Linked DNA regions of Mus musculus: regions 1 and 3 are each linked to region 2. A link is a loop called in an ENCODE intact Hi-C map of the cell type or tissue named here. Cell type or tissue: heart. All regions are shown on one strand.

Evidence for each region. A loop is a pair of places that touch in the nucleus more often than their neighbours do. Peaks named below come from ENCODE experiments on the same cell type or tissue, not always from the same donor. Only the 100,000 strongest peaks of a DNase experiment are listed, where the experiment ranks them.
Region 1: a loop joins it to region 2, with 7 times the contacts of the local background. A loop is called at or near these places in 2 of 42 quality-filtered maps.
Region 3: it touches region 2 in a loop (6-fold over the local background); 9 of 42 quality-filtered maps call a loop at or near these places.

The regions. Positions count from the first base shown.
Region 1 is chr4:106,984,445-106,992,444 of GRCm38, forward strand. The region is part of intron 4 of Ssbp3 (single-stranded DNA binding protein 3); the gene reads left to right. Among named protein-coding and RNA genes, the nearest start is that of Gm12786, 39 kb to the right of the region's middle. In heart, CTCF peaks have their summits at 3,726 (motif pointing left) and 5,357; DNase peaks (open chromatin) are centred at 2,317, 3,437 and 3,707; H3K4me3 peaks cover 598 bases; H3K27ac peaks cover 4,150 bases.
Region 2 is chr4:107,064,279-107,072,278 of GRCm38, forward strand. Mrpl37 (mitochondrial ribosomal protein L37) reads right to left here and starts at 2,588. Exons shown (of 7, transcript NM_025500.2): 1 at 2,172-2,588; 2 at 309-492; 3 at 107-222. The coding sequence starts at 2,517. Cyb5rl (cytochrome b5 reductase-like) reads left to right here and starts at 2,716. Exons shown (of 7, transcript NM_001346552.2): 1 at 2,716-2,767; 2 at 4,334-4,545; 3 at 6,592-6,740. The coding sequence starts at 4,345. In heart, a CTCF peak has its summit at 3,038; a DNase peak (open chromatin) is centred at 2,633; H3K4me3 peaks cover 2,107 bases; H3K27ac peaks cover 1,448 bases; H3K27me3 peaks cover 1,375 bases.
Region 3 is chr4:106,908,188-106,916,187 of GRCm38, forward strand. It overlaps Ssbp3 (single-stranded DNA binding protein 3), which reads left to right and starts at 3,283. Exons shown (of 18, transcript NM_023672.2): 1 at 3,283-3,725; 2 at 4,716-4,788; 3 at 5,018-5,079; 4 at 7,458-7,542. The coding sequence starts at 3,670. In heart, a CTCF peak has its summit at 4,290; DNase peaks (open chromatin) are centred at 384, 1,064, 2,174, 3,244 and 3 weaker places; H3K4me3 peaks cover 6,303 bases; H3K27ac peaks cover 6,081 bases.

The DNA.
Region 1 (8,000 bases), 80 kb before region 2:
GTGTGTGTGTGTGTGTGTGTGTGGCATATTCCCAGAAGTTTCCCAGTAGTAAGTGTCATCCTTGGAGGTGTCAGTCAGGTAACCCTCGCTGATGCATGTTCATTTGCCTTGGTTTGTGCCTCTCTCCTAGTTCTTCACCTCCTGGAGGGGTCTGAGCTAGGTAGGTGGTTTGGAAGATGGAGACACAGGCCTAGCTATTTGTCCCCCGTACAAACAGGGTCAGAGCTCAGGAAGTAGAAGCAAACTTTCTCCCTGTTCTTGCCCTGCCATAGCCTCAGCCTTGGCAAACGCTGTCCAGGTCTACACTTGTGGCTGTGCCTTTTCTTTGAGTAAATGTGCTTCCAGCTATTCATAATTATATTTTAATGGCTACATAAGGTTTTATTGAAGCATTTCCTTATTGGCTAGTCCTTTCTGCCCTTCCCTCTTATCCTGCACTCTACACAGCACTGCAGTGAACACCTTTGCAGTTCATTCTCCATGGCTTCCTTGGGGTAAATCCCCAGAAGTGACTGGATGAGGAAGGATGGGCTCATTTCAAGGCCCTTGACTTATTTGTTACACAGACACAGGCAGTACAGAAAGACTTGCCCTAACTGTACTTTTACTGTGGTTTAGCTCTTCATAGATACTGTTGTAGCTCTAACTACCTACCTTACACACTAGCCTGCTTGCACAGCACTTGGTATAGGTGAAGTGCAGTAAGCTCTCCGTTATCCCATATTCCAAGAAGTAAGAAGGGAGTCCCAGGTGGACCACACGTGACCTTGATCCATTGTGCTGGATCAAGATGGCTGCCTACGCTTTCTCTCAGAGATGGCAAAAGGAAGTAAGCTGTGGCCTAGAGAGCCTGACTATCAAGAAATGAGTACCCCAGGGCTGGCTTTGTGCACCGAAGGCTCTAGTATAAACCCTGATGCATCATTTTATTCAAGAGTATTTGTGGGGCCTCTTGGGCACCAAGCTCAGTGGGACTGGGAGATGGAGAAGAGCCAGCAGTCACTCCAGGCAGACAGAATCACACACAGGGAATTTCTATATGACGTGACAGATGGTTGGATAGGGTGCCATGGATGATCAGGGCCAGAGTGACAAGCTCTGCCTTTCTTTTGTTCTTGAGATTTTAAACTCCCTTCCCCCATTCCTGCTGATTAAGGGAGGTTAGGCTCCTATTCCCTTCTTGGCCAGTACATAGGTAGCTTTTGACTGCATGGGCTTTACACGCCAGACGGGGCAGCTTCCTCTATACTGGTGTGAGACCCAGCTCTACAGACTTCAGAAACACCCTTTGACAAAGTAATTTTAAAGCAGAACCTAAAGGAATTTAAGTTCAGTATTCTTGTCTTGGCAACTGTAACTTCTCATCTAGTTAACTCCTGTACCTGTGCACTTAACCATGTGTCAGGTGAGGGCCCAGGGTGACAGCCATGTCTCTGCACGTCACAGTGTGTGATGTAGAAGAGCCTTCTTGTGGACCTGAGAGCTCAGTGAAATGGGGCGCCGCCCTCCTTTCTGATTGTCCGTGATGCTTGTGCTCCATAGTAGATCCTCAGAACTTCATTTCACTCTCCCTCCCTCCCAGCCCTGCCAAGTAATTCTCTGCCTGGAGACTAAGTCCAGGTTGGGAGCTGGCAAGGAGGAGCCTCGGGTTCATCAGGGAGACCTGGCTACTGGCTCCAGCTCAGTTCCTTGTTGCCTGTCTGCCTTGGTTCCCTCTGTCTCCCATCTCAGCCACTTGGTTGCCTCCTAGGTCTAAAAGTAAAGGCCCTCCCACTCCCTGCTCTGGAGTTTCGGAAAGCCCAGCTCTCTGAACCTAAGCAGCATCCACTCCAGACACAGGGCAGAGGTGATGTTTGCAGAGGGAGGGCTGCCTAAGACCTCACACTTTACACTTTCCATGTGAGGCCTTGGACATTGACTCCAGGGCACAGGCATACGGTTGAGTGCGGTGTGTCCCTTGCTCCCTCCCGGGTTCTAGCTGAAGATAGGAAGGCCAGAGGCAGAACAGCCGACCGGATTCTCAGGCTTTAGAGGAGCGTCCTGGGGCTGTGCTCCCAGCTGCCTCCCATTGTGCTGGAGCCACGCGGTACAGCCCCCTCCCCCAGATCTTCCTCTGGAGAATAAACCATCAGCAGGATTGATTACCCTGCAGGTCCCTAGGCCGCTGTCTCTGGCCTGCATCTGGAGCTGATTTCTGTGGCTTGTAGACCCATTGTCTTGGATGGCTCATTTCCACAAATCAGAGTTGGCTCCACTGCCCTAACCCTAGTGTGACCCCAGATGCATGTTTGTTCGTCCAGTGAACACTTCCTGCTTGAGGAGGGGGGAAAGGCTGAAGTGCACATGAGTGGCTCCAGAGCCACCTCCCTGCTCTGATGCAGACAGGATGTTCCTTCCCATCCCAGCCCCTCCCTAGCCTCCCACCTAGGCCTGCCTTTCTGAAGTAGATTCAAGGAGGATGCATATTTTCAGGAAGTTGGATCCATCACCTGGCACCAGAGGGGAGACTCACAGTCTAATAGCTCCCACAGGGTGTAGTGTTATAAGGCTCTGTGTCTCCCACAACAAGGTGGGAGCTACAAGCAGCCCCTGGCATGGGCTAGGAGGTTTGAACTAAGTCAAAGGCGGCAGCAGCTTATTGGCGAAAGTTTCTAGCACTGTGAGGATCAGTTGTCAGTGGGGCTTCCTTGCACACAGAGGGACTCACTGAGATGTGTCACTATGCAGGGGTCTAGGGGGACTGGACACATGCTCCATGTTAGCCCCTTTAGCCCCTGCTCTGGGCTGGGGGATTTCATGACCTTAAGTTTGTCCCTTCCTTTTTTTTTTTTTTTTTTGGTTTTCGAGACAGGGTTTCTCATTTCTCTGTATAGCCCTGGCTGTCCTGGAACTCACTTTGTAGACCAGGCTGGCCTCGAACTCAGAAATCCACCTGCCTCTGCCTCTCGAATGCTGGGATTAAAAGCATGCGCCACCACACCCAGCAAATTTGTCCCTTCTTGTCACAGTTTTTGTTTGTTTGTATGGTTGGGTTGTTGGTTGGTTGTGTGTATGGTTGGTTGGTTGGTTGTTGGTTGGGCTGGTAAGATACAAAGCTCTCAGGATCTACCTGTCTGTACTCTCCAGTGCTATAGTAGGGCACAGGTGGCCATGCCCAGCTTTTTGTGTGTGTCTTCATGCTTACACAGCACGTGTTCTTACCCACCAAGTTGCCTTACTGGTACGGCTTGTGTGCTGACAGGAATTTAGCTTGTCCTCCACTTGAAGACCTTAGAACTTGACTACAATGTGGGCTCCGGGTGCAGAAGGCCTGTTCCTTCAGTGCAGTGAGTGGCCTCTCTTTGCCTCTCTTCCCAATGGTGATGGAGGATAGAAGCCAGGATGGCTCAGCCCTGTGGCTGGCTGACTCACTTCTGATTAGGGACCTGTGTGGCCAGCGGCTTCCTGCCATTGTTTCCACAAGCTCTTTGCAAGCTCCTCTGTCTTTACAAGCTAAGCTCCACAACAGGTCCTGCGAGTTAGGGAGTCCCAAGAGCACACCAGCACCCAGGGTTCTTCAGGAGCTGCCTCTGGCATTTTGGGCTCATCCTTTCTGGCTTTTGTTCAGGAAAAGAGAGCCCTTTCCGTGGGCATTTGAGCTGCCGTGTGTCGCATGTAGCCTGGTCCTATCTCAGACTCTGGAGCTTGGTGGCTGCCCATGATCAGACCTTCACTTTGCTGCCCCCTTCTGGGACAACCAGCTCTCTACTCAGGGACCGCCTTTGCCTGACCTTCCTCACCCCAGGAAGCAGTATGTCCAGCTGCAGAATTCTTATTGCTTGAGAGCCCCAGAGAAATGGCACTAGGGGTGTATCCCTTCTGCATACTCCTTCCAAGAATGAGGACACATGATGCTTCCTGTAGGTGCCATCACCCCCATCCTCAAATCCAGACCCAAGGGCAGGCAGGCAGGCTTATCCTACCTATCCACCAAAACCTTTCTCCTTGGTGAGACCCATAAGTCGGCCTCTTAGAGCAGGGTGGGTCACTGGCTTGTCATGTGGTGTAGGATACCACCTACAGTTGTTTAGTAGCCCAGCAGCAAAAATGCAGGAACCTATAAAATAGTGGAGGGAAGGAGGAGAGGGAAGGGGAGTGAAAAGGCAGAGCCAGAACTGCAGACCTTCAGAGTCACCCCTTGTGAACCCGACCCAGCAGACCTGCTTCCCACCCGGCTTCTTCCCTCCCTGTGGTCTGGATCCACCCGGCCTTGTAGATTGCATCAGGGAGCCACTTACCCCCATTAAAACTGGGAGGGCCAGGGAGGGAGGAAATGGGCTAGGGTGTGTTGGGAATGTTTTAGCTAATGCAGGGAGTGCTTTTTAAAAGGCAGGTAGAATTTTTTCTTTATAGATCAATTAAAAACCCTTCTTAAAATTAGCCTCTGGGAAGGTGTGTCAGTGGGCTCTTGTTTTCTTATGTCCCACACTCTGCACATCCTCCCTGACAGAAAACCTTAAAATTTTTCTTTCAGAGGTGACCAGTGTTTTTAAATGCCAGGTGATGACCAAGGGAGAGGGACCTTTGACTAGGGTTAAAGTACTGTCCTGGGAGGGTGCGTAGACTCCCTGTGACTCCTCTGGGCCATACAGCTGGCGGGCAGCAGCAGGCACGAAGAGGAACATCTCACCAGAGCCAGGCAGATGGTGTTCACCTGCTCGGGACACACTCCCTGGTCCGGGGCCCTTGGAGTTGCTGAGATAATAACAGACAGCTGCCAGCCCTGGACCTAGATCTGCGGGCATTCAAAGGCATACAAGGTGCAGGGAGACAGAGCCTGCCCAGGCCTCCCCACCCGCCAGGCCCTGCTTTTGTTTGAGAGTTGTGAGCCCCTCCTTTCCCGCACCAACATCCGAGCAACAAGAGCGCTTTAATGGAGGACAGTTCTGTTTTGGAAACGACAAGAAAGCTCCTTGTCAAGTGTGACCTGGCCTTTCCTTTGTCTTGCCTCCCTTCTTTGTGTGTGTCTCCAATGGGTTTTGTTCCAAGGGGCAAAGGAGCTGGACATGGATTTGGTGTGTTCCTGCGGTTTTTCTTTCTGTTTTCTTTTTTGGCAGCAGCTAAAGCTTTTGGTTATTTCTGAGTACAGGACAATTGGGGAGTTGGGGATTCAAGACCACTCCAGTGTCTTTGAGTTACTGAGTGGTGTCAGCAACAGCGAGTGGCAGAGAAGCCAACTTTCTGACCGCCTGGAGATCTCTCAGCTCATTGTATATGTGCGTAAGGACAAAAAATTTCTCATGGCCTTCAGTCCATAGGGGCATTTGCCCAAATATCCTCAGAAGGCAAGGCTAGCTGTTTCAGCCAGCACTCTGCCCTCTAGCTGTGCTCAGGAGGAACTGGTATTGCTTGGTTACCGTGTTAGCCTCCTCCACTGCCAAATAGGTCTGTGCTGGCCAAGGTTATCTGGACCTGGCTCCATCCAGTGTGGGCACTGTGACCAGTGATATTGGGGGGTGCTGAGAGGCAAAATTGGATGTTACTTCCCCCAGGGCAGGACTCAGGCCTGACTCCTTCAGGCTAAGACTCAGGGCAGCTTAGTAGAGGAGTGGTGTTAATAAGATTACAGAATCAGCTTGATCATCTTAAATGCCCCAGCCAGAGCGCTCGATTGTGTACCTGTGCTGGCACCTCTGAGGTGTCCTCAGTTGAGTCACAGGAGCTTGTTCTGTGTGTGCCCCTTAGGGCTTGTCAGAAGAGCAGTATAATTTAGTTGTGGTGATGGCTCAGTCCAGCATTTCATCTCTCTCTCTCTCTCTCTCTCTCTCTCTCTCTAATTATCCCAAGCTAGTGATATTTGTCTTGCATGAACCTCCAGACAGAAATTGTCTTTTATTACACGTTTTTTAAAGACTAGGGTTTTTTTTCTTTTTTAAAGGTTTATTATTTTTATGAGCATTGGTGTTCTCTTCCTCAATGGCTTCGAGGGCACAGAGCCTCAGGAGCCAGAGTTACAGACCACTGTGAGCTGCCATGTGGATGCTGGGATTTGAACTTGGGTTCTCTGGAAGAACAGCCAATGTTCTTAACCACACAGCCATCTCTCTAGCCCCAAAGAGTAGTCTTAAATGGGTATCTCTCAGTCCAGCTCTCTAGGGCCACATAGTAAGACCCTGTCTGCAAAACACACAACAAAACAAAACTGCAACTTAAACAAATCTCTGACTTACTAGAAATCAAAACCCCTTCTACTCTTCTTTTTATTTTAATTATTGATGAATGTCTCTGGTGAGACTTTTGACTTTTTTTTTGGATTGAGTTGAGCTTGAAAATGTCATCTAATGTATTTTTACAAATACAGGAAGAATGAGACAGACAGACAGACATACACACACACACCACACACACCACACCACACATGTGTGCAAGCCTGTACGCAGTATGATCTGATGACAGTCAGTAGGCCTAGGTGTCAGCTGGGGAGCGGCAGGAATGCTGTTTGATCTTTGCTTTTTGGAGCCCCAGGGTTGAAGGTAAGGGCAGAAAAGATAGGTACAGAATAGCAGCAGCAGTCCTCAAGATGTCAGGGTCCCGGCCCTCGCTCCTCTTATAGCTTGCCTCCCCACTTATCTCTGGTGACCTAGGTAAGAGTAAAAATGGCTGGTGTGTTTTTGTTTGTTTTCTTTTGTTTTGTTCTGTTTTTAAACTTCTCTTTGTCAGGCTGGTTTCAAGTAATTCAGCACTTGCTAATTATGAACCTGGTGTCCTGGCCTGAAAATCCCTGCCTGTTTGAACTTGCAGCTTCCCAGTTCCAGAAGTGGATATATGCTCTTTGATACCAGCCCATGGCTTACAGGATCCAAAGTGTGTGTCCTCACACTGCTCCCATTCTTACTTGGCCAGTGTGTCATGTCTACTGTCTGGGCAGTGTACAAGCACAACTTGCATCTATAGGAACTATAGAAACGGGTGGATGGCTCTAGGAAAATATGAAATGAACCAGACTGTGGCCAGTCTGGCTAGAAGGATGCCAGCAGGTAGTGACAGGTAGAGGGGGAACTCCATCAGTAAGTTTGGGAAAGGTTGCTGAGGAATGTACGTCATATTCCACTGGGACATAGGTCAGCATATTCACACATAGGGAGGATAATTGACTGTCAGTTCATGGGAAGCAGTTTGCAGGTAAGAGCCCTGCTAGGCAAAGAAGCAGATGAGGGTTCTAAAGTGAGGGCTTCTTTCCTGCTATGGTTGGTTTGTTTTTATCAAGAGTACCGAGTCTAGGGTTCCCTTGCTTCTGTTCTAAGAGCAGGCGTGGCCCTGGGCAGGAAAGGAACTTTCTGCTCTCCTGATCTGTCTCCACCCAGAGATGGATCTAAACTGTGCTTTCCCCAGCTGTGACATCGGAAAGCAGGAAATCTAACCCCTGGGATGTGTCCTAGGTAGGTGCTGTGTCCCTTAAGAAAGTGAAGAGGGACCAGTTACCTTGAGACAAAGGCACCTCTCCTAGTCAGCCTCTGCTTCTCACTGGTGAGAGAGGGAGGGCTCTTTCCTTCTCAGTTGAGAAGTCGTTTAAACCAGCCAAGGTGGTGCCTGGTCTCCATACTCAGGAGACTGAACTAAGGGAATCCCAGATTTGAGGCCAGCCTGGGCTACATAGTGAGATGTCTTAATGACAACAAACAGATGTAATAGCCTAGAAGTCCATGAGTTCGCTCCTTCATGGTGATGGTGGCACTATTGTTTTTCTGGGTGTTGTGAATGTGATTATCTGTGCTGTGTGAGACCTGCCTACAGTGGCAGACCTGGGATGTTCTCTGACAACACCCACTGTTCAGCCTCTGGCCTTTCTCTGATAGCCTTTCTGCCTCCTGGCAAACATAGGATGATACCTACCTGACTGTGGTGATGACTGAGGGAGCCTGTCTCTGCCCTCTTGCTGCCTTCGCCTGACCCTTGGAGCTGTTGCCTAGAATGACCTGCCCTTCTGGAGCCCTGCCTGTTCTCCCCTCTTTCACATACCC
Region 2 (8,000 bases):
GGGACCTGGTGGTGGGGCTGACAGTAAGAGAGATTAAGACACACAAATAAAAAAGCAACAACAACAAAAAGCCCAGCAAGGCCTTCTGGTATATAGGGTGACCTACCGCGGTTCCAGGTGGTGGCTAAGGTGCAGTTTTGGGCAGAGGTCCGCCTGGCTAGAGAAGGGTGCTTGAGAATCTGGGATTTACACAGCTGTATGAGGCTGTCCACAATGAGTGGGCTTGGAGGAAAGAAGAGATATTTGGAGACTTAAAGCAACATATAACTCCCAACACTCCTCAGTTATCTTATCTGGAGGAAACTTACCAGTAAGTCTCTCTCTTGGGGATGTCCTCAGTGGAGTGCCAAAGCCGGGCATGGGAGATGATATCCAAAACACGCTGTTCTTGGTTCTCTATGTGATTAGCTGGATCATCAACAAGACTAAGCACTTTCTTGGGGAGGCCTTCTATTAACTTGGTCTTAGTAAGCCAGAGAGCCTGCTTCATCCCTGTGGGACAACCAAAAGAAGAGAGAGAGAGAGAGAGGAGAGGGGAGGGGAGGGCTCAGGAAGAGATGTTTATGCCTGTCAGGGAGCACCAGAGAAAAGGCTGCCTCAAGGGACTCTGGTTTTGTTTTTGAGATATCTGAAAACCGAAACTTCCAGGTGGTAAGAGCAGAATACGGGGAATGAGTGCTTAAAAACAGGAGGAGTTCAAACCATGCTCAAGACAGCTGAGTTCCCTGCTGACTCCCCACAGAGAAATCAAAGCTGTGAGACTAGTTCAGTGGATACCAGCCCTTCAAATAAAATCCCAGCTCTGTGATGTTTTTCTGCTAGCAATCTCAAGCCATGTTTTATGGCTCTCTAGCACCTAACAAAATATAAAGTATTTAGAGCTGCCATTTACTGAATGTCACCTCCTGTGCCATGAACTTACCTACAAGTTAGATGGGATTCTGACATGAAGGGGGAAACTTGGACAGACTGAGTTTGCTTCAAGTTGCCTATCTTTAAGGTAATACAGGTAAGAGGAGAACCTGAGACTGTCTACCATAAAGTCCACAGTCTCTCTATAACCCCAGTCTGCTTCTCAGGGCCATATCTCACAAGGGTTTATTGGGATTTTATAAGACCTCTCTGTACATTGAGAAAGTGTAGGATAGAAAATACATTTTCAGACTGGTTCAATGAATGCAATCTTAACTTCTGATCTTTTTTCCTAAAGCACGGTTTCTCTGTGTAGCCCTGGCTATCCTGGAACTCACTCAGTAGACCAGGCTGACTTGAACTCACAGAGATCTTCCTGCTTCTGCCTCCTGAGGGCTGGGATTAAAGGCATGCACCACCATCTCCAGGTGCAATCCTAACTTCTGAAACACATCCATCCACTAGGCATTCGTTGTCAGGGTAATGCAAAGGGGTCGTGTCTGTGAGATCCTTCACAGCACCTCCTGAGTTCACAGAAAATGGTTAATGGCCAAAAATATCAGCTTGCAGGCATAGAAGTGGGCCTTTTAGGAGGCTGGCCTATGGCTATCGATTTTTCCAAACTTATGACTGATTCTCTTAATTTGGCTCCAAACCTTGTTGGGTCTCTGTATTTCCTAGTTATCCTTTGGAATCTCTGCTCCCACAGACTTCAGTTGTTTTTGGTTTTAGGATCTTCCCTATCCTCATCCTGATCCTGAGAGGGTTCAACTCTGGAAAACAGTTCCTGACACTCCTCTTAAGAAACAGAATGACTTTGAGACATTGATGTATCTCCCCCGCCTCCCCACAGGGTTTCTCTGTGTAGCCCTGACTGTCTTCGAACTCATTCACTCTGTAGATTAGGCTGGCCTCCAACTCAGGAAAAGGCTCAAGACATTCTGACCTGTTATTAAGTGGGTAGACTTTTGGGTGCAAATCCTTTCTTTGAAAACATATCCCAGGCCTATTTTAACAAAAGACACCCCCAGAAAAGGAGCGTTGTAGACCTGCTTTATTATCACCTCTCCACGCATGGAGACAAATCCCCTCCTCTCTGCACACATTCTCCATTGCTCCCTTTCACAAACACCTTGATCTGACAACTCTTGGAAGCCGGGTGTTACTCTATTCTACTTCCAGAGGAAGAAACTTCCCCAGGCTCGGGGTCACTGCTGAGCCTGGGACAGCGTCTCCTCCCGTTTGTCCTGAGACCTCACCCTCCAGGAGTCGGCAACGCTGGTGGAAGATGTAGCAGGGTTCTTCCTTGTACAGAGTCTGTTCGTGGATCGGGGCGGCACGGTGGAAGCGTGGGTCATTCCAGCCGCGCTCCCACGGCGGGAAGATCGGCCTCGCCAGCCACGGGACGAAGTGCTTCTTGCCCTCGTAGGTAATGGGCTCCAGACCGGGGATCTCGTACACCCTGTCCAGGGGGCGAGGCTCGGGCTTCCGCGTGGAGCGCACGCCCCACTCATACGCCCCACGTTTCGGAGTCCCGTAACCTCCGAGGCCGAGCCTTCCAGAGCCAGCGAGTGCCCGCAGAGCGGGCCCGGACGCCAAGGCCATACCGACTCCGTTTCTACAAAACCTCTACCTGGACGCCGCCATCTTTGCCCGTGCAGGGACTGCTGGGAGCCAAAGGGGCGGAGCGCAATGACGGGTTTTTGCGAATGACAGACACTTCACCCAATCACAATTAGAATATGCTTGCTTTGTCCCCGCCCCTCAGGCAGTTCCCATCCTTATTGGTGGAACCTGGAAGGTGCTCTTTGCTTGGGGTTTCTGAAGTGCCACACGTGAAGAAACTTGCTGGTAGGTAGGTGAGCGCGGTGGTGGAGCTCGCGGCCGGCGCGGAGGAGCGTAGGGACCTCAGATCTGTACTTTGCACGCCTTTGACCCTTAGGCATTTAGAACGTGAGAGGGCCCGGTCTCCTCGCTGTAAAATTAGGAGTTAAAATGCCTTAGCGGGTCCGACGCCTCATGAGTTCTGGAACTGCCATCCTTTCCGCCCTTCTCAGCGTTGCCCACACTTTCCTGGCTGCGGCTTCCCAGAGCCTGCGAGTGGCCCGGGTACCTCTTTCTATGCCAGCTTGGCGGCCGACTGCTGGCACTGCGGCTCGCCCGGCGCCGAACGCGAGTTACTTTTGCTCTGCTGCTGCTAAGTTTTCCGATTCCCGGAGGCGGGTCCAGTGCACTGGCTTCTGGCAGGCTCGCTGCGGGGGTCAGAGTGAGGACTGTGCTAAGTAAGCATCGGGTGGGCATAGGTTGAGGGACCACCGAGTGAGTACATGAGTGCACGACGTGAACGGTGGCAACACACACATGCTTCCTGTCCCTTAGGTCTTTTCTCTTGTTTGACCACTGTCAGAGTTGCATTGTTTAGTGACCGGCCCGTGAACTCTCCCTGGCTTCTAGAGCAGTTGCGTGACACACACTTTAGGTTAACAAATGAATACATAGTAGAACAAATAAGGTGCTTGGTAATGACAAGGGGAACACTTGAGAAGGTCTCTGAGAGGAGATGACCTTTCAGCCAAGGCCTGAAGAGTAGGGATAAGCATCCAGGGCGAGGCTGCAACAGGGATTGTGCCTCCCAGATGGGAAGGAACTTCATCTTTAAAATTGTGCATGAAGTGGCCACCTTGTCTACCAGTTTCCAAAACGACTGAGACAATAGGACTATTTAACCCCCATGAATGCAAAAGAGGCAGAGGACAATATGACTAACACTCAGACTACCCAGCAGTTTACAGTTAAAGCATTTTCATTTGTCTTAGTACATCTCCTTCCCAAATGCTAAGAGTAATTGCCATAAAGAGAGGCACCATTCACTCAGTTATCTGATGCACAGTACAGATGGAGTGACTGGATGAGTATAACACCGTGCTAGGTCTTAACAAGGACAGGGACCGTGTCCTGTGCCTTCTGCCTTACAACACCAAATCCTGTACCCAGCTCCCGGACTATAGAGGGAACGAACACTCACCAGGCCATGGGAGCTTCCTGTATGCCAGGTGTTTGGCAGAATACAGAAAGAGTGAGACACCAACTTCATTCTCACTGGTGGCCCAGCCTCAGAAACACACCAAAGTCAAAGAGCTCCTGCACAGTAGGAGAGGCCTTCTGAATCCAAATTCCCCGCCTCTGCTTAGATTTACACACACACAAAACCCCAATAGTTATAAGCAGTAAGCATGCCCCCAAATGACAGCAGATCCTCTGGTTAAGCCATCCCTGTCCCTATAGCCTGGTGGGCCTTGGGGAGAGTGTGAGAGAGAGAACAGAGTACAACCCCCACATCTTCTTTCTCCCAGGCGGACAGCAAAGAGAGGCCTGGCTTATTCACTTGTGTCCTCCCCCCTCCCACCCCCTATTGCCCAAGCCCCACTGACAATGGCTGAGACGGAGGAGGAGGAGGATTCTGAGGCTTGGCTGCGGTTGAAGCCTGTGGAGCCCTTGCCCTCCCAGTGCTGCGGCAGTGGCTGCTCGCCCTGTGTTTTTGACCTCTACTACCGAGACCTGGAAAGATGGGAAACAGCCCGAGCCAGAAATGACAGGAGCCTGCTGAGTGGGAAGCAACCACCTGAGAGCCAGGTGAGGAGTCCAGAGTGGCCATATCTATCTGGCCCTGCCCCGCCCTGCCCTGCTCAGTGCCCCTGCTATGGGAAGCCTTCCCTGACTAGTCAGTGGTGAGAAAGAAGTCCTTATAATGGAAGCAAATAGATCCAAGGACCTGAAATCAGCCTGTTAGCTATGTGGATATAGTCTAAGTCCCTTAACCTTGTGCCTTTATTTTGCCATCTATAAAATGGACCAAGTTATTTGTAATGTTTAACGCCAAACCTAATGATTATTTCACTCAACAGATATCCATTGAATACCTGTTATACACCAGGCCCTATAAGCCAATGAGGATTTGTGAGTGAGCAAGGCATAGTCCTTGCCCTCAAAAGAGCACACTAACTTGGTACGATACAGACAGGTAAATAGGGCGTGTTGCTGTTACTCTGGAGCCCAATGGCTTTCTCTTCCCTTTCTAAGCCTTCGTTCATTTTACAGTAGTTCTGTTCAGTATGTAGTGGCTCTGTAATCACCTGTGGTAACAGAAAATTACGCGGTATTACAAAATTTGGTAAGTCTTACAAAACAGCTCTTTTTTTCTCTCTCTCTCTCTTTGGATTTTCAAGATAGGATTTCTCTGTATAGCCCCGGCTATCTTGGAACTCCCCTCTGTAGGCTGGCCTCAAACTTAGAAATCCACCTGCCTCTGCCTTCTGAGTGCTGGGATTAAAGGTGTGCGACACCGCCACGCAAAACAGCATATTTCAATCTAATAATTTTATCTTTTAAATTGTAATGAAGTAATAATAATTTACTAATTTCCCTAGTAATTTACATTTTGGAAATGCATACACAAAATTGGGTGTGGTGGCGTACTCTTTTAATCCCAGCACTTAGAAGCTAGAGGCCGGAGAATCAAAGACTCAAAGCCAACCTTGGCCAACTAGGAGTGAGGTCAGTCTGAGCTACATGAGACCCTGTCTCAGAGGCAGGGGGTGAGGAGACAACAGGCAAGCAGGCAAGCTGGGTGGTAGCCGTGGTATTCAGAGAAGGCTTCCCATAGAAGACACAGGGAGGGCTTGGGATGTTAGGGGCAATGAGCATGAATTTGAGTCCCTGCTCACGGTTGACTGTTAGATTTCCACTAGGGACTTCTCAGGCCATGCTCACCTGCTGCAGCCTTTCTCTCTCTACCCTCACAGCTTCTGTGATGGCTGTCAGGTGTCAGGCAGGCTCCATACTGTGACTGTCTGTGACTCTAATTCTCACATCCCCAAAGGAAGTTTACTGAGGATCCTAATCAGGGCTACATATTATGGACGCAGGTTAACTGAGGGATGGACCTTTCTCCCTTCTCCTGCCTCCTGGGAATCAGACAACCTGACTGCCACTGGGTATCATGGCCTACTCATCAGCTACAAGACCTGAGACCTCCCTTTTCTCTCTGAAGCCTGTAAGAGGAACCCCCACTTAGCTTCATGAGCCTGAGCCTTCTTTGGAACTCCCGCCATAATATCTGCCTCTGCTGTTAATAACTCTGTTCTCAGAAGGACAGTCTACCCCAGCATTCCTCCTGAAATCCAAAACCTGAGACGTTTCAGGCCTCAGCGTCCCCATATGTGATACAAGGATGTTAGACTGGATCGTCTCTAAGGCGCCCTCAGTTTTTCAACTCTCTAGCTCTGGAACTGACTAGATCTGAAGGATGAGCAGGTGTTTTGTACAGGGGATACACTATGAACAATAAAGACCTTGAGGTAGGTGTGCAATGACAGGTGGCTTTGGGAGGGGGAATGAAAGCCTAAGGTCTGGTCTCTGGCAAATAAAATGAAGCTTGTAGTTGTCTGCTGCACCCTCGAATGTAGGCTAAGGAGCCTGGGCTTGGTCCTACAGTTGTGGGGAGCTACAGAAAGCTTACAAGAAGAGTAAACTCCATGTACTATGTATGCTGTAGATCAAGAGGAAGCCAGGGCCAACTCTCTGTCACATCAGGAGATGACGCTCATCGAAATCAGGGAAAGGAGCTAGGAGTGTGTTCCTTGGGTCTGACTCTTGAGGTCAAATCTTTTCCTCTTATAGAGCTGTTCTGCCAAGCTGAGTCCAGAGACTTTCCTGGCCTTCCACATCAGCACCATGGAGAAGGTCACCAAGGACACCTATCTTGTCCGGTTTACACTACCCGGGAACAGTCGGCTCGGCCTGCGTCCTGGACAGCACCTCATCCTACGGTACATGCAGGTAGTGGGAGGACCGATGTCTGCCGCCCTGCTTTGCCATTGACCAGCTGAGTAGCTGGGGGGCTTACTTGGCCTTTCTTAAGCCCTTGTTTGCCTGCTTCAGGGTGGACACAGCAGCATAAGATTCAGGGCCCTGGGTGTGGAGCTCAGTGATGTTTTTTGTGATATATAATGACACCAGCACTTTGATAGCACTTACTAGCCAAGGCATAGTTCTGTCTATTCACATTCATGAACTCATTTAACCTTCACAAAGTCCCCAGAGGACGCTAAAGTTAGAGAGTTTCAGGAACTTGCTAATACAGGAAATATTGGATCAGGATTTGAAAGCAAGCAGTCTGTCTCTGGAGCCATTGTAATTAGCATCTGATGATAGAAAGGACACTAAGAGTAAAGAACTCGAACATATAAAAGGTAGAGGCAAGAGAATTAGAAGTTTAGGGTCAGGCTGCAGAGATGGCTCAGTGGTTAAGCACACTGACTGCTCTTCCAGAGGTTCGGAGTTCAACTCCAGCAACCACATCGTGGCTTACATCCATCTGTAATGGGATCTGATGCCCTCTTCTGGTGTGTCTGAAGACAACGACAGTGTACTCACATAAAATAAATAAATCTTTAAAAAACAAACAAACAAAAAAAAAGTTTAGGGTCAGCCTTGACTATATCTCAAGTTTGAGGCTATTCTGGGCTCTATATCTTATCTCAAAAACAGAAATGATATAATAAAAGAGGAAACAAGCAAGCAAACAGAAAAGTTTCCCCGTCTCACACAGCCACCAAGACACGGGATCCAGATTGCAGCCTAGACAGCCTGGCTGCTGAAGTACACTAGTGTCCTTTCCTCTGCGCTTCCTTCTGACCTGTGTGTCCCCAGCATGAACATCCCCACCTGTCCTGGGAGAGCATCTTTCAGGCAGGCAGGGGTGCGTATGTGAGGCTCTCCAGAGAGATGAGTACTGCAGACATGGATCTGAACGATACCACACACCCAGACAGCATTCAGGAGCATAGTCATATGTGGGAAGGAAAATGGGCATAGGGCTGAACCCTAAGACACCTGGAGCTTATGGGGTTGGCAAGAAGAAAAGAAACCAACCAACAAAACAAAACACAAAACCCACAAGGCGTGGCCTGAAGACGAGGCAGGAGGGGACTGGAAAGAGCTTACTGCTGGTCAGACTGACCGCTTGCTTTCAGGTGCTCTGGCCTGTGACCTGGCTGGTAATCCTTGAAGTTAGCCATTCCAGCTGT
Region 3 (8,000 bases), 160 kb before region 2:
ATCTGGTCTGCTGGAGGAGTAACTTACTTGCAGCCTGGAAGCTTCGGGGTGGGGGGTGGGGTGGGTGCACAGGAAGTCCCTCAGTAGGGGATTCGACCGTCCAGCTGGAGTAAGGAAGTCGTGTGTCACAGGAAGAGGCTCCCAGCAGAGAGTTTTACAACAGTGGAAGCCTCACAGGATAAGTGGTTGTGTTTATGTCTGGGTTACTACTCTGTGCTCGGGGTAGCGTATGCTACATAGTAGGTGTTTAATAAACAGGTTCTGAAACAAAAGGATTGGGAGAGGAGAAGTTGAAAGAAATGGCTTGGTCACTCTGGGATGTGACAGTATAGTACTTCCAGGTGGAAGAGGCTGTGGTGGGTGGGGCTTAGCAGAGGGCGTGGTCTGATCTAATCCTATTGTGGGTGGTGTCAGTTTCTTATCTCTTCACCCAGCCCAGAGCTACTTCAGGCCTGGGGTGTTGTTTTTTTTTCCTCCCCTGGGTCCCCTGGTGTCCCGTTAGGTCCGAATACACACAGGTATGGAACCTGTGCTGGGTTCAGGAGATACCCAGATGATTAAAATGTAGGTCTTCCCTTTCTGTCTGGTGGGGCAGACAGACAGTAAACAAGTGGCTTACACAATGGGCTGGATAGAGGGAGGACTTCTTTGTAGGTTCAGTTGAACAAATGAGATCCAAGCTGACGGGATCGGAGCAGGCAGTTTTGGAAGGCGCTATCTGTGGAGGAGTGTTAGGTTTTGAAGATAGTTGAGAGAAAGGGCTTGGGGTGAGGGGCATTCCAAGTAGAGGTGTCAGCCCAAAAATGTGCTCTAAGGGAGGCAGGAGAACCTAGTGGGAAAAGATAAGTTAGGGGCAGAAAGGCCACCTATGGGTGTTTGGGCCTGCTTATGATCTGACTAAGACTCTGGATAACTGCCAGCTGCAGCATGCTAGCTGGGGCTGGAGAAAGGTCTGTCTTCTAGGGAACCCTTTAGCTGCCTCTCCACTGCCAAGAGCTAAGACACCTCCCTCTGGTCTCTCTGCCTAGGTTCTCTCACTGTTTCCTTTAGCCAACCAACCCACTGGGAGCCTCACTCTGTCAAGCCTCCACAAAGGGCAGACCACAGAGATTCCGAACAAACAGCCCCCCCCCCCTTCCTCTCACACATGCCCAGGAAGGAGGGGCCAGTCCGTTTGCAAAGGAGAAAAGGCAAGAGGAATAGTAGCCTGTTGGAACATCAGACTATCCAGAGATTTTAAAAGACCCCTCCTCCCCCAGACCTTTGCCAGCTGACAGGCGAGGATGAGCAAGGGGCTCTGAGGTGGCTCAGCTCTTGGGCTGCTAGGCATGGCCAACCCGGAGAGGGGGCTTCGGCAGTGGGCCCCCGAAGGGCAGTGCCTTCCCTCCCCCAAGACCCAACTGGTCCTCCTCATCTGCGGGACCTGCAGACACCAATGAGTCACTGTGTTGACAAACCATCTCTGACCATTCCTAGCCCATCAAAAATGGAAGTCCAGAGGAAGGGTATGAGCAGACCGATTTAATTAGCGCGGGCTCTAAAGGTACCTTAAGTTGGCCCTATTAAATTAAACTGCCTAGGGGGAAAAATAACTGTAATTATTTCCTTTTCTCTCCTACCATTGTATTTCAACTCCCAACCTCCACGCTTCTCCCTTTCTTGACAAGACAACCTTTAAACTAGGGGCTGGCATTGGCATCCCCAAACTAGGTCTCAGTGTTTCTCTTTTCTGCCCTTCTTCTGTCTGAGCTCTGGTTTCTAGCAGAGAGCAGAGTCCAGAGGGGTCCACGGTGCTTGGCTGTATTCTAATTTAGGGAGGCTGTTACAAGTGTAGAACATTATTCCAAAAATGCACCCGGAGTCTCCTTCCTGAACCAGTGCAGATCCGTTTGCCGTGGGGCATTTCTTTTAAAAACCCCTTTTCTCTCTTCGGCAGGGCAAAAAAAGCAAACTTTAATGGTAGGGAATTATTGTTTATTTTGTTGAAATCTAGTTCTGAGTTTTCCTACTTAAAACGTGTTTTCCCCAGGACACTGACCTATCCTTTAATTGTTTGGTGTGAGGCATGTTAGGGGGAGGGGCGTTACTTGTTTATTGGAACAGCGCAGTTAAAAAAAAAAAAAATCAACCTAGGCTAACAGTTTCAAGGCTCCCCTAAAGATGTATCCAAACAGGCAGCCAATCAGCGCTTACACAGCTTTTCTGCTTGACTCTTTTAAAGAGACAGTGCCGACAATGTTTTATCACATTTAAAGAGAACCGCGCTCTAAAAACAGTATGAAAATGGGGAGCCATCCCTTATCTCACCAGTTTTTGATTTGGAGACTCCAATGAGAATACACTGCAGGTTTTTGGGTTCCTCGAGTGGACAGAAAGGAGTCGTGAGCAAAAAGCTTGGTCACTCTGCCAACCCCCCATTTCCCATTGTACACCTGGGTCATTGACAATGGAAGCTTCCCCTCCCCCCACGCCCGACTCTGGTCCCCTACTCTCCAATTTAGCTCCATTTATTTGAAGTTTGAGATTTCTGCGGCGCGCATTCCGAGTCGCGAGGCGTCCAGGTGACGTCCCTCATCCAAACGGAACCCTTTCCCGTGGAAAGGCGAGAGGCTAACTTGCCAGGGCTAGCAAACCTCAGAAATTTGAGAGAAATCAACTCTCTTTCCCTCTAGTCCAAGACCTCTTTTCCCTCCTACAGCTTGCCTGGAGCACGCCAAGGGCCATTTTCGCGCGGCTCCACTTTGGGGTTTCCCAAAGTATTTTAACGATCTAGTAAAGAAGCAGCCGCGCGCTTTGGCGCCAGCTTCGGCCGCCCAGCTCCGCGTGCAGCCCTGGCCGGGGCTCGGGAGGCAGGGCTGGGCACAGGCAGCCCGGGGTGGGGCGGAGAGGGGAGCAGGGCCGGCCGGGGTCCTGGCCCGCTGAGGGTACGCTCAGCACGGGGAGGCGGGGGCGCTGGGGGCTAGGCCGACGCGGAAAGGGGCGCGCCGGGCCAGCCGGGGTCCGCGCCTGCTGTCGCAGCGCCCAGTCCCCGCCGCGCCGGCCGGGTGCTCCAGTCCACGCCCGAGCCCCTCGAGTCACCGCCCCACCCCAACGCCAAGGCTCGCCCCCCGCTCCCCCGGCCGGGGCACGAGCGGGCAGCGGCTCGCGGAGGAGGCGCAGCGGGACTGGCGCGGCCGTGCTGACAGGCGTCCCTCTCGGCCTCCAGGCCCGCCCCCGCGCGCCGATTGGCCGCCGCGGCCGTCCGTCGCGGGGCGTGGACGCCCGCCGCGCTCCTGCCGGGGCAGCCACGTTCGGTTGAGCTCCAAGTAGACCAGCGGCGGCGGCGGCGGCAGCGGCAGCGGTGCTGAAGGCGCAGAGGGCGGCGCAGGCGGAGCCGGGCGGCGGGCGCGCGGGCCGCGAGCAAGCGAGCTGCAGGCTTCGGGCGGGCGGCGGCGCAGCTCAGGCCGAGCCGGCGCGGGAGGAGTTCCAGGGCGATGGGGCCGCGGCCGGGGCTGACGCTTTGACAGCTGGAAAGAGCGCGGAGCCTGCGCCTGGGAGGGAGGGAGCGCGGCGAGCGGAGTGCGAGCGAGCGGGCGAGCGCCGGGAGGGGGCCGGGAGCAGGGCAGCTCGGGAGACCGGACGGTAGCGGCGGCGGCGGCGGCGGGCTCGGCGCCCTCTTCTCTGCAAGCCATGTTTGCCAAAGGCAAAGGCTCGGCGGTGCCCTCGGACGGGCAGGCTCGGGAAAAGTAAGCCTCTCGCGAGTGGGGCCGCGCCGCGGGTGGCGGGAGGCAGGTGGGCGCGGGGGTCGCGCCGCCTGGTGCCCCTGGGGCCCGGGTCTCTGCCCCGCGGCGGCGGCGGTGGCGTGGAGAGCCCATTGTTGGGCGCCGGCGGAGGCTGGGGCACCCTGAAGGGGCGGCAGGGCAGCGGTGGGCGAGGGTAGTTGGTAGGCGCGGGGCAGAGCGGGCGCGGGGGTCCGCGACGAGGGTGGGCGAGGTCCCACTCGGAGCCGGTGCGCTCGGCCCGCTGGGCGCGGGGCCCTTACTTTGCCCACCGAGTGCGGGCAGGGGGCGCGTGGCTTTCTGCAGCCCCGAAGGCTCCTTTTGTCCGCCCGCGGCGTGAGGAGTGCGTGCCGGGGGCTTTGTTCGCCCGGGAGCGCTCTCCCTACCCAGCCAGCGGCCTCCCCGTCAGCCCGGTGCGCTCCGGGGCGTCCGGGCTGGGCTGGGCTGGGCTGGCGGCGCCGGCCCGGCCCCAGGCTTGGGGGACAGTTGTTTGAGGGGGAGATGCTGAGGGCGGCGCTTTGCTGCCCTCTCCAGAGCGCGCCAAGTACCCGGACTGGGACCGAGTCCGTTCGGACCCCAAAGCTGGGCTAAAGCAGGGAGCTGAAGTGGGCTGGGAAAAGGAGGGTGGCTCAGGCAGGGCTCTTGTAAGGGGCTTGCGAGTTTGCGAGACCTAGGTGGGTTTAGTCCCAGTGCCACTTGGAAGTTCAAGTTTGGGGACCGGTCTCCGGCTCCCGCGGCTTGGTGCAGCTTGTCTGTGGTACCCACCCACTAGCTGTTCTGTCTGGGGTGATAGGTACTCACCTCTTGTCGTGGCCACAATGGGATGGCACAGACCGGGCTCACAGTCACTGGCAGGGTCCAGAGCGAGCCTTAATGTGATCTGACCTCTCTCTCTCTCTCTCTCTCTCTCTCTCTCTCTCTCTCTCTCTCTCTCTCCTCTCACTCCTCACTTTCCAGGTTAGCTTTATACGTCTACGAATATTTACTGCACGTAGGAGCACAGAAATCTGCACAGACCTTCTTATCAGAGGTGAGTGGGACTCCTTCTCTTTCCCTAGCATCCAGTTTCTTGACACCCCCTCCTCCCCACTATTCTTAGAGCCTTTGTTTTCAGGAGCAGCCACTGTGGCCACCATTTTGAATTTTTATCACCTTTTGGCATTTATTGTTAGTTGGTCTTCACAGCCTTTTGGCTGGGGAAGGCCCTGCGTCCCCCTCCTTTCTGCCCCTCTAAGCTGCCTCCGCTCCCTCTTTTCTAGATTCGATGGGAAAAAAACATCACACTGGGTGAACCGCCTGGGTTCCTGCACTCGTGGTGGTGGTAAGTTTGTGTGATAGTTTTGTGTGTGTGTTTTGTTTTGAGGTCCGGGTCCAAGTGAACAAAGACGGGGGTCCAGAGCAGGCCCTCTACCTTTAGCCTCTGCCTCCTACGGACAAGCACCCCTGGGTGATCTGACCAGGCTTGGCAAGGGAGAGTGGGCAGAAGAGGCTGCGTGCTGCCTCAAGTTTTTGCTGGCATTTCTCCGCCTGTGGGGACTGACTGAATTTTGTTATGCTTTTCCATCTCACTCTGGGGCACCAAGCAGGGGGCTTAGAAAGAGCTGGAAGGGTTTTTTTTTGTCAATCCTGCATGCTGCTTTAATTAGAGGAGTGGGGGCAGGGCGGGTGGAGGGGACACCAGGTCCGTTCTGCAACTGGCCTGTCCCTTATGTTTGCGTCCAGAAACGCCAAACCTTAAGAGGTCTCCACTGGGCCTTTTCCAGGGACCATGAGAAAAGCAAGAAGGGCCGCACTTCCTGTAGAGACACTGATTCAGACTGACTGGACCTTCCTTTTCTCCGTCTCCCCACCCCCCCAGCATCCCTGCAACCACAAAGCCTTATTTTACTGAGAACCTTAACCAGCCAGAGGTGGCCTGGCAGGATGCCTGTAGCTTGTTCAGGACCGGCTCTCCTTATCTTTGACCCTCTCTCCAGGCCTGAGCAGCCTGTGGTCTTTTTTGCAGGCAGGAGGGAAGCTCAGGGTCAGAGCCTTAAGCTAGTTGTCTTGAGTGTGTGACCTGGATGTCTTGTGGGGCTGATAGGTGGACTCTTTCACATCCTTTTGAAAAGGAGAAAGGAGGAGGGGTGGCTTTTGATATGTTGGTGGAGTTGAGTCAAGTGTAGTGTCGTTGGGATGTTAGCACTACCTGACTGCCAGCTCAGGGTACTGTTTCAAGGCTCTTTGAACATCGGGAGGATGAAGTGTCTGTTCTAACTTGTGCAGACAAAATGAGTTTTTAATGGCCTTTGCCAACCACCCAACTGCCTGGTCGGAGGAGGCGGGTGGTGTGGCGCAAGGATTCCACCTGCGGGAGTGGGTGATAGGTTGGCTGTTAGAGGTGAGCGAGCGTGTTGATGGGATTGATGGATCTGAGTGCTGTGGGTCTTAAAGAAACTTGGGCTTGTGGGTAGACGTTATTTTGAGGGTGCTGGGAATGAGGGTGTCTTGAAGTCTTTGCAGTGTGGGCTTTCCAGGAAGCAGTTTTGGAGGAGGAGAGTAGTCCCTGCCTCCATCTGCAGTTGTGCAGAGACCTGGTTGTCCTGTGGCTCCTGGAGTCAAGTCCTGTGGCTTTTCAATCCTTGTTCCAGGAGTGGAAGGTTGGCTGTACAGGCTCAGGTTGTGGTGGCTGTTAGGGGTTGTGGTGGCTGTCAGGGGTTGTTGTGGCTGTCAGGGGTTGTGGTCTCTGGCTTGTTAGGATGTTTACTCTGCGGCTGTTTTTGGGGGTGGGTGGGTGCTGAGGATGGGTTTTTGTTCTAGGCACTCCTTGAAGGGGGTGCTTTCTAATGACAGTGGAGCTTGCTGTGATGGGGCCAGCGGCATTGGACCACAAGTCAGATTAGACCTCAGTTTCAGTGTTCACTGTGCCCTTCAAGCTGGGTTTGGCTAGGCCTTGGTTCTGGTATAGGGCGTTTCTAAGGTCCTGTGTTTGTGTAGCACTCTCATAGTGGAGACGGCACTTGTTCTGTTCTTGTGACTGTGGAGTGTTGGAGTGATCACAGAGAATTACAGAGGGTCTTGAGTGCTGTGCCCTGGGCTGCGCTCACCCTGCCCACTTTCTCTGTACTGGATGGGTGCTGTCTGAGGAGGCCCTTTTGCTTAGTGACAGGGGTAAGGTTCTTGGTTGTCACAGCTCCTTCTTTTTGCCTCATAGACAGGTGGGGATGCAGGCTAAAGGATTAAGAACCCATAAGGCCTCCTTCATTACTGGAGTCACCCAGATTGCGCTGCAGATGAATCATGGTCGTGTTCTGACTTTTGACAATGTAACCTTTTTACATTACGCTGCAGCCATTTTGGTTTGGGGTGGTGAGAGGGACAGAGCCCCGAGATGGGCAGAATGTCATCCAAGTCCCTCTGTGGACAAACCAGGGGCGGGCCGTGCTGACCTTTGTGAGCTCTAGTGACTGCTAACCACAAACAGTGTCACTGATGGGAGATACCCAGCATAGAGGAGCTGCTTACATGGCAGCTGTTACAGACGTCTGGCTTGCCAGGAGCGGTTGCGTCCAGTTATCTTATGTGCTGAGTTTGTCCAGTGCTGTAAGGTAGGATGGAGCCTTTGGGAGAGCTGGTGCTGTACCATGCGTCCTGTACTCCCTGTTGTGTACACAAGTAATAATTAGTAACCTGATCTTACTTTGTTTTTTCTATTTGCAGTGTATTTTGGGACCTTTACTGTGCAGCTCCTGAAAGGAGAGACACTTGTGAACATTCAAGTGAAGCAAAAGCCTTTCATGATTATGTGAGTAACAAATTTTTAATCCTGGCAATAATTACAGGGTTGGATGGCTCTAACTTCTTTAGTATCAAAAGCGAGTGCACAGCCAACTGGCAGTGGTCTTTATTTCCTCCTCGCTTTCCTTCCCGCTCTCCTGCCCACCTGCCTCTGCTGCCTGCCTCCTGAGACCCTCCTTCCTGGGTGTTTTAAGTTGAGGGACAACAGTATTTCATCACTTTGCAGTTACATGAAAGAGGCAGATAACCTGTCTGCAGGGGGTTTGAAGATTCAGAATCATGTGTCTGTCTGTTAAGAGCTAGCTGCGAGGGGGTTGGTTGGTGTTGGCTGAAGAAAAAAGTGACCACAACCAAAAAGAAAGTAAAGGTGAAACCTGTGTTTTAGACTAGAGGGGCAGCTGAGCAGCAGTGCGGAGTGGACTTAGCTCTGTTTTCCAGAGCGCAGCCTTTCATGTGTACATGTCA